2 separate regions of the Homo sapiens genome follow, and region 2 is linked to region 1. A link is a contact called in ENCODE Hi-C data. All regions are on one chromosome and are shown on one strand. The core of a region is the stretch at or near the end of the contact, and the rest is flanking DNA. Distances in the headings are between cores, read along the strand shown. Region 1 has its middle 36 kb from the start of LINC01913. Region 2 holds the start of PRKCE (protein kinase C epsilon).

What was found. A loop is a pair of places that touch in the nucleus more often than their neighbours do. Pooled maps may share reads with other maps.
Region 2: a loop to region 1 is called in a map of naive thymus-derived CD4-positive, alpha-beta T cell, with 32 times the contacts of the local background. The contact joins the promoter of PRKCE here to the enhancer-like site in region 1. A Hi-C loop is called at or near these places in 2 of 168 maps with a recorded cell type or tissue (CD8-positive, alpha-beta T cell and naive thymus-derived CD4-positive, alpha-beta T cell) and 5 of 50 pooled maps.

What each region holds. Positions count from the first base shown.
Region 1 is chr2:41,839,785-41,842,723 of GRCh38, forward strand. No RefSeq gene overlaps it. Among named protein-coding and RNA genes, the nearest start is that of LINC01913, 36 kb to the right of the region's middle. Within about 2 kb of position 1,572, at least 19 of the 41 ENCODE cell types and tissues checked have a DNase peak (open chromatin) inside an H3K27ac peak, as active enhancers do.
Region 2 is chr2:45,650,214-45,653,005 of GRCh38, forward strand. It overlaps PRKCE (protein kinase C epsilon), which reads left to right and starts at 1,462. Exons shown (of 15, transcript NM_005400.3): 1 at 1,462-2,235. The coding sequence starts at 1,888. It overlaps LOC102724965 (a long non-coding RNA gene), which reads right to left and starts at 1,002. Exons shown (of 2, transcript XR_005647119.2): 1 at 1-1,002. RefSeq lists silencers at 622-721, 892-1,361 and enhancers at 737-1,031, 1,520-2,140.

The DNA of each region.
Region 1 (2,939 bases), core at 322-2,821:
TATGTTCATACGTGTGAGTGTGATAGGTTTACAGACTAACTCCAGACAAAGCAAGCCACTATTCCTCTTTCAGAAGGGCCAACTCAGGCTGAAGTAGCCTATTGCCTGGGGGAGGAAGAAGGGAAATAATAATCATTATTCCCTTCCTCATAAATGATATGAATAATAGGGGCCAACATTTACTGATTGCTTTGTATTGGGTATTTTATCAGTACCACAATTAAACCACAATTCCATGAAGTAGGTGTTATTGTTAGTCTCATTTCCAGATGAGGAAACTGCGACAGGGAGGCTATGTAATCTCACCATGCTAGTGCTATGCAGGCTTGGGACTCAACAGGTATTCTTTCAAACGGCAAAATTCTCATTCTTTTTGTTTTTTTCTTTTTTTTTTTTTTTGAGACAAGGTCTCACTCTGTCACCCAGGCTATAGTGCTGTGGTGCAATCTCATCTCATTGCAGCCTCGACCTCCCAGGCTCAAGTGATCCTCCCACCTCAGCCACCCAAGTAGCTGGGACTACAGGCACACATCACACGTCTAGATAATTTTATTTTTTGTAGAGAGAGGGTCACACTATGTTTCCCAGGCTGCTCTCAAACTCTTGGACTCAAGCAATCCTCCTGCCTCAGCCTCACAAAATGCTGAGATTATAGGTGTGAGTCACGGCACTGACCCAGAATGCTCACTCTTAACCAGTGCACTGATCCCCACCAGTTATTGCTTATCGTGTACCTATTATGCGCATGGCACTGTGCGAACCTTAAACATATTAATTTCATTGAAACCTCATGGCAAGCCTTGGAGATAGGTATTATCATTATCCCCATCTGACAGATGAGGCTCAGGAAAGAAAGGAAACTGAGTTAATGTGGAGCTGGAACCGACGACACGCATTCTGACTAAGAGCTCTCTTATTCAGCACGACTGATTCCTATTCAAGTTTAGGTATTTCTCTTTCTACTTCATTTAGGTTAAAAGGCTTTCCTCTCCAGGAGCCTGGCAAGCCAAGCCCGCCCTCTGCGGGGCAACAGCACGAGGCATTACCCCTACAGACCACTTGGCGGCGCCGTCCGTCCTGAGTTGGAGAGAACGGTGGGCAAGTAGGGCTCCTTCCGCACGCTGCACGGTTCTTCTCCGGGCCCGCCCCCTTCCAGCAACAGCCAATCAGAAACTCGCTGACAGCGCTAGGCTCTCCACGGTAATGGCCGTGGATGATAATTGGCTAAGTCTCTTAAGGGACGTCTGGTTTCCGGGGACGCAGTGATAAGCGCAGAACGGGAGGTCTCTGAAGCAAGATGGGGCTCCAGACATAATCTTTACCTGAATAAGTCCCAACGCTGGGAGTGTCAGCCCGATCCTCCTACGGTGGAAAAGGCGGCAGCCAATTGCTACAGTCCCTTTAGGCTTTTCTCTCCCGCCAATCCTCACTCTGCCCTACGGGAGGGTTCTTGGCCGCTTCAGCTCGGTTTGCTGCTTACCAACCCCGCGGCCCAAGGGGAGCACGGCTCCCTGGCCCGATGCCCCCGGGGTATGCAGAAGGGCCCAGCCGGGACAGCAGCCACTGCATTTCTTTGGCTTGCGCTGCAGTCCGGATGGAGCTCGGTTCTGACCCAGAACATGAGATCGGGTTCTCATTAATTCAGCCCAGGGCCTTGCACACGCGCCCCGCCCCTGCTTGAAGTGGCTCACCCCGGACTTTCAGGATCTCACACGAAGTGCTTCGCTTTCCCCTGCAGGGATGGTACTCTCTGAGCGCCCTTGGAACTTTGTAAATAGCTGCATTGCAGCACTTCTCCATTGTTTTATTTCACGCATATTGGACTCAGGGTAGAGACCATATCTTAAACGTCTTTGCTTTGAGCAAGATATTTAAACTCTCTGTGCAGCATTTTTCTCAACTGTAAAGTGGGGATAGTAGTACCTCTTGCATAAAGTTGTGCGCACTAATACATGTAAAGCGCTTAGAAGACGGTCTTGCACACAGCAGATGATCAGAAAATGTTAGCCACTTGTTATTCCTACAATGCCTAGCACAAACACATCATAAATACTCTACAGTGCTTAGAATCAGTTTCATATATTTGTTCTTGGAGGTTTAAATCTCAGCTTTGTCAGAACTGCTCCAAGAAGGAAACGGTAAATATATATACACATGGCTGTAAATGTGTCCGAGTGCTTCAACATGCAGTGGCAGTTGAGAACAGCAGGGAGCCTGGGTTCAAGTTCTGACTGCAGCTGAACAGCCGAATGACCAATAGAAAATTAACTAAAACTTAACTCCTCAGCTGGGGAATGGAGATGATCATAATAATATCTACTTCATCGGGTTGTGGTGCTTGCATTCTTATCCCACTTTCACTTTGGGAGCTAGTACAAGAATGTAATGACACAGTATAGTATTTCTACCTTATATGTGTCTCCCACTTTAACTTTTGCAAAGCACATTCATATATTATCTCATTTAATACTCACAGCAACCCTGTGAAGCTCAGAGCACTTCCTGGTTGGAATCCTACAACATGTCCATGGTGAGCTGCAGCTCGGTTTCTTTGAGTGCAATTTCAATGTCAGTGCCATTGCTCTGCATCAGGACTGAACCAGTGACCACCTGGGTCTCAGATAAGCAGAAGGATTTGCATCCTAGATTTTCAAGCCAGTTGTTCTATTTTTTTTATTTCTGATTACAGCAGAAAGACGTAGTTACATTATCTTTTAAAATGTGAACAAAACAAAGTGCAAGGTCTGGTCGACCTTCACACACACTCCCCAGAGGCAGCCACTGTCATCCATTGAGTGTGGCATCTTCCTAACCTCCTGGGTATGGTTTCATGCATGTACCTGTGGCGGGGAGAAAGCTAGGTTTTTTTGTTGTTGTTCTTTTGCATAAACATGATTGTATTTTAAAATTTATTCTACAACTTGTTTTCTTCAATTAAC
Region 2 (2,792 bases), core at 212-2,711, 3.8 Mb after region 1:
AGCAGCCCAGGGCTCTCCTCACGTGACCAGCCGCGGCGGTAGCTTCCAGCGAGAGTTTAAAGGTTACGGAGGAAATTAGCAAGGACACAGCCACTCGCCCCCCGGAGGGCGCGCCCCATTTTCCCGCAGCCCGGACGGCGGCTGTCAGCGCGCTGATCAGTGCCGAAGTCCCCCAAAGGGGCACCGATAAGGACCAGCGCAAACAGGAACAGTCACTTTGCAAAAAATAAGCAGACCACAAACCAAGCCGGGGCTCTACCGAGCTTTCACTTGTCAACAAGTTCTCGCAGCCTGCGAAGTCCAGGACAGATCCCAAAGGGGAGAATGTCCCCAAAGAAAGGCAAGAGAGAAGAACAGAGTTTAAAACTTCACCCGAGCCATGCTTGTCCCTCCCCCTTCCCCCTCCCCCACCGCCGTGGATCACAGCGTCCCGGGACAGAGTGACAGATGGGCCAGAACTCCGCAGACTGCTCCTGCCCGCCGCGGCCCGAGTGGGGGTGGGCAAGGGAAGGGTCCCGAGGCCTCTAGGGCAACAGGGCCCCCTCCACTCCCCCATCCCCGGCTCTAAAAGACAGTGTTGGCCGCAGGGTCCCCGAGAGATACGCGGCCCGGCGGGGCCCATCCATGGCCATCCACGGCCCCCGGCACGCGCATCCAGCCCAGCGCCGCCGCACCCCGGGGTCCCGCGCGGGGTCCCCGCCCCCCGGCTGACCCGCCCGCCGCTGCGACCCCGGGCAGCCTCGCCAGCTCTCCACCGTTGTCTCCTCGGCTCACTTTTTCCGTATTGCTCCCCCAACCGGCAAAACTTTCTATTTCCCCAAACACTGCCGTGCGCGCGCGCGCGTGCACACACACACACTCACACACACACACTCACACACACTGACGTCTTTTGCGCATTTCCTGCATTAGAGGGAGGGAGACTCGCTCGCACACCGACAGAGGGAGAGGAGACCGCGGGGGAGCGCGGGCTGGCGGGCGGCGAGCGAGCGGCAGCCGAGAGCGGGGACGCGGGGAGCGCGGAGGGCGGGCGCCGGCGCCCAGGAGGTGGGGCCGCGCTGAGTCGCAGTCCCTGCCCCGCCGCCGCGCTGCGCACCGCCCGGTGCTGGCCTGCGCCCCCGAGCCGGATCGGCGGCCGCCCGGACTCCGAGCCCGCGCGGATGTGAGATTCCGGGCTCCTGGCGCCTCCCGATCGCCGGCTCCGGCGCGGCGCTGCTTCGCCCAGGAGGCGGCGGCCCCGGCTGGCCGTGGGGCTTGTGGATTTTTAAAAATTTGGCTCCGAGGAGGACCATTTCCTCTCGACATGCATCCCTCCGGATAGACTGAACATCCCTCCGTTCACCCCCCCGCCCCGCGCGGTCAGAGGCAGGCGCTGAGTGTGCGAAGAGGATCCGGGTTGAAATCTGCGCCCCCGGTTCTCGTCCCCGCCCCGTCCCACCGCCCCATCCCCCTCCCGGAGTCGAAATTTCCCGGGATTATGTTTCGGAAAGGTAGGTAAGCGCCGGGCGCGGCGCCCGCTTTCCCGCAGTCCGGAGCCGGAGAGCCAGCGAGGCGGCGAGGCAGCCCCCGCGGCTTGCAGCGGAGCCGACAGCTCGTCTTCTCTTCTGGAGGTGCAGCTGGTGGTCGGGGGGAGAGACTTGCTCCAAACACGGACATCCCCCAGCTCTCCCCCCTCCCTGTTTTCCGTTAGGAACCCGGCGAGGAAATACATGCACTGGCTGAGAATCGCCCGCGCCAGGGCGCAACGCCACAAGGTGTAGGGAGTGTGCGGGGTGGGGCGAAAGGGGACCCAAGAGTCCCTGTGGCTCGGAGTGCCGGGCCGTCGGTTCTTCATTCCTGCCCTCGGGGCAGACGGAGTGACCCCGGCCCCCACTCCCCGCCCCGACCATGGTAGTGTTCAATGGCCTTCTTAAGATCAAAATCTGCGAGGCCGTGAGCTTGAAGCCCACAGCCTGGTCGCTGCGCCATGCGGTGGGACCCCGGCCGCAGACTTTCCTTCTCGACCCCTACATTGCCCTCAATGTGGACGACTCGCGCATCGGCCAAACGGCCACCAAGCAGAAGACCAACAGCCCGGCCTGGCACGACGAGTTCGTCACCGATGTGTGCAACGGACGCAAGATCGAGCTGGCTGTCTTTCACGATGCCCCCATAGGCTACGACGACTTCGTGGCCAACTGCACCATCCAGTTTGAGGAGCTGCTGCAGAACGGGAGCCGCCACTTCGAGGACTGGGTGAGTGCGGCGCCTCCCCGTCATTCCGGGAACCCGGTTGTGGGGTCCCGGGGAAAGACTCGCTGGTCTTGATCGTAGGGCTCCGGGACTTATTGACGACTGGGGTGTGTGTGCCTGTAAGTCTCAGTTTCCTTGGGGAGGTACACTTCACTTCATAGTTGGGGAGAAACAGGCATTGGCGAGGAAGATGAGACTTGGAAAGAGGATGTGGCCCTCTGCTCCCTCTGTGCCCTCCAGTTGGTGGGTGCTGCGGGAGGTTTGCAAACTGGGAGAGCCTGGGCCACTGGTGCTGAAGGTTGGCCGAGGACCCGGCTTTCTTCCGCAGGCGCGTGGTGGGCTGGCTGTGTGTGATTGTGTGTGGGTGGGTCCCTCCGTCCTTGGAAAGGCACGTGGAGCCTTTGACTGAAGGCTTCTTGCACGTCCTGGCTTTGTCCTGCTTAGCCGAGCGAGGAGTTGCTTTATTTTTCCCTCCGAGAGGAAGCTGGCTTGTTTCTATTCTCTTGCATGGTGGTTAGCTCATCTTCTGACATACAAGTAGAAAAAATGTGTTCTCCTCC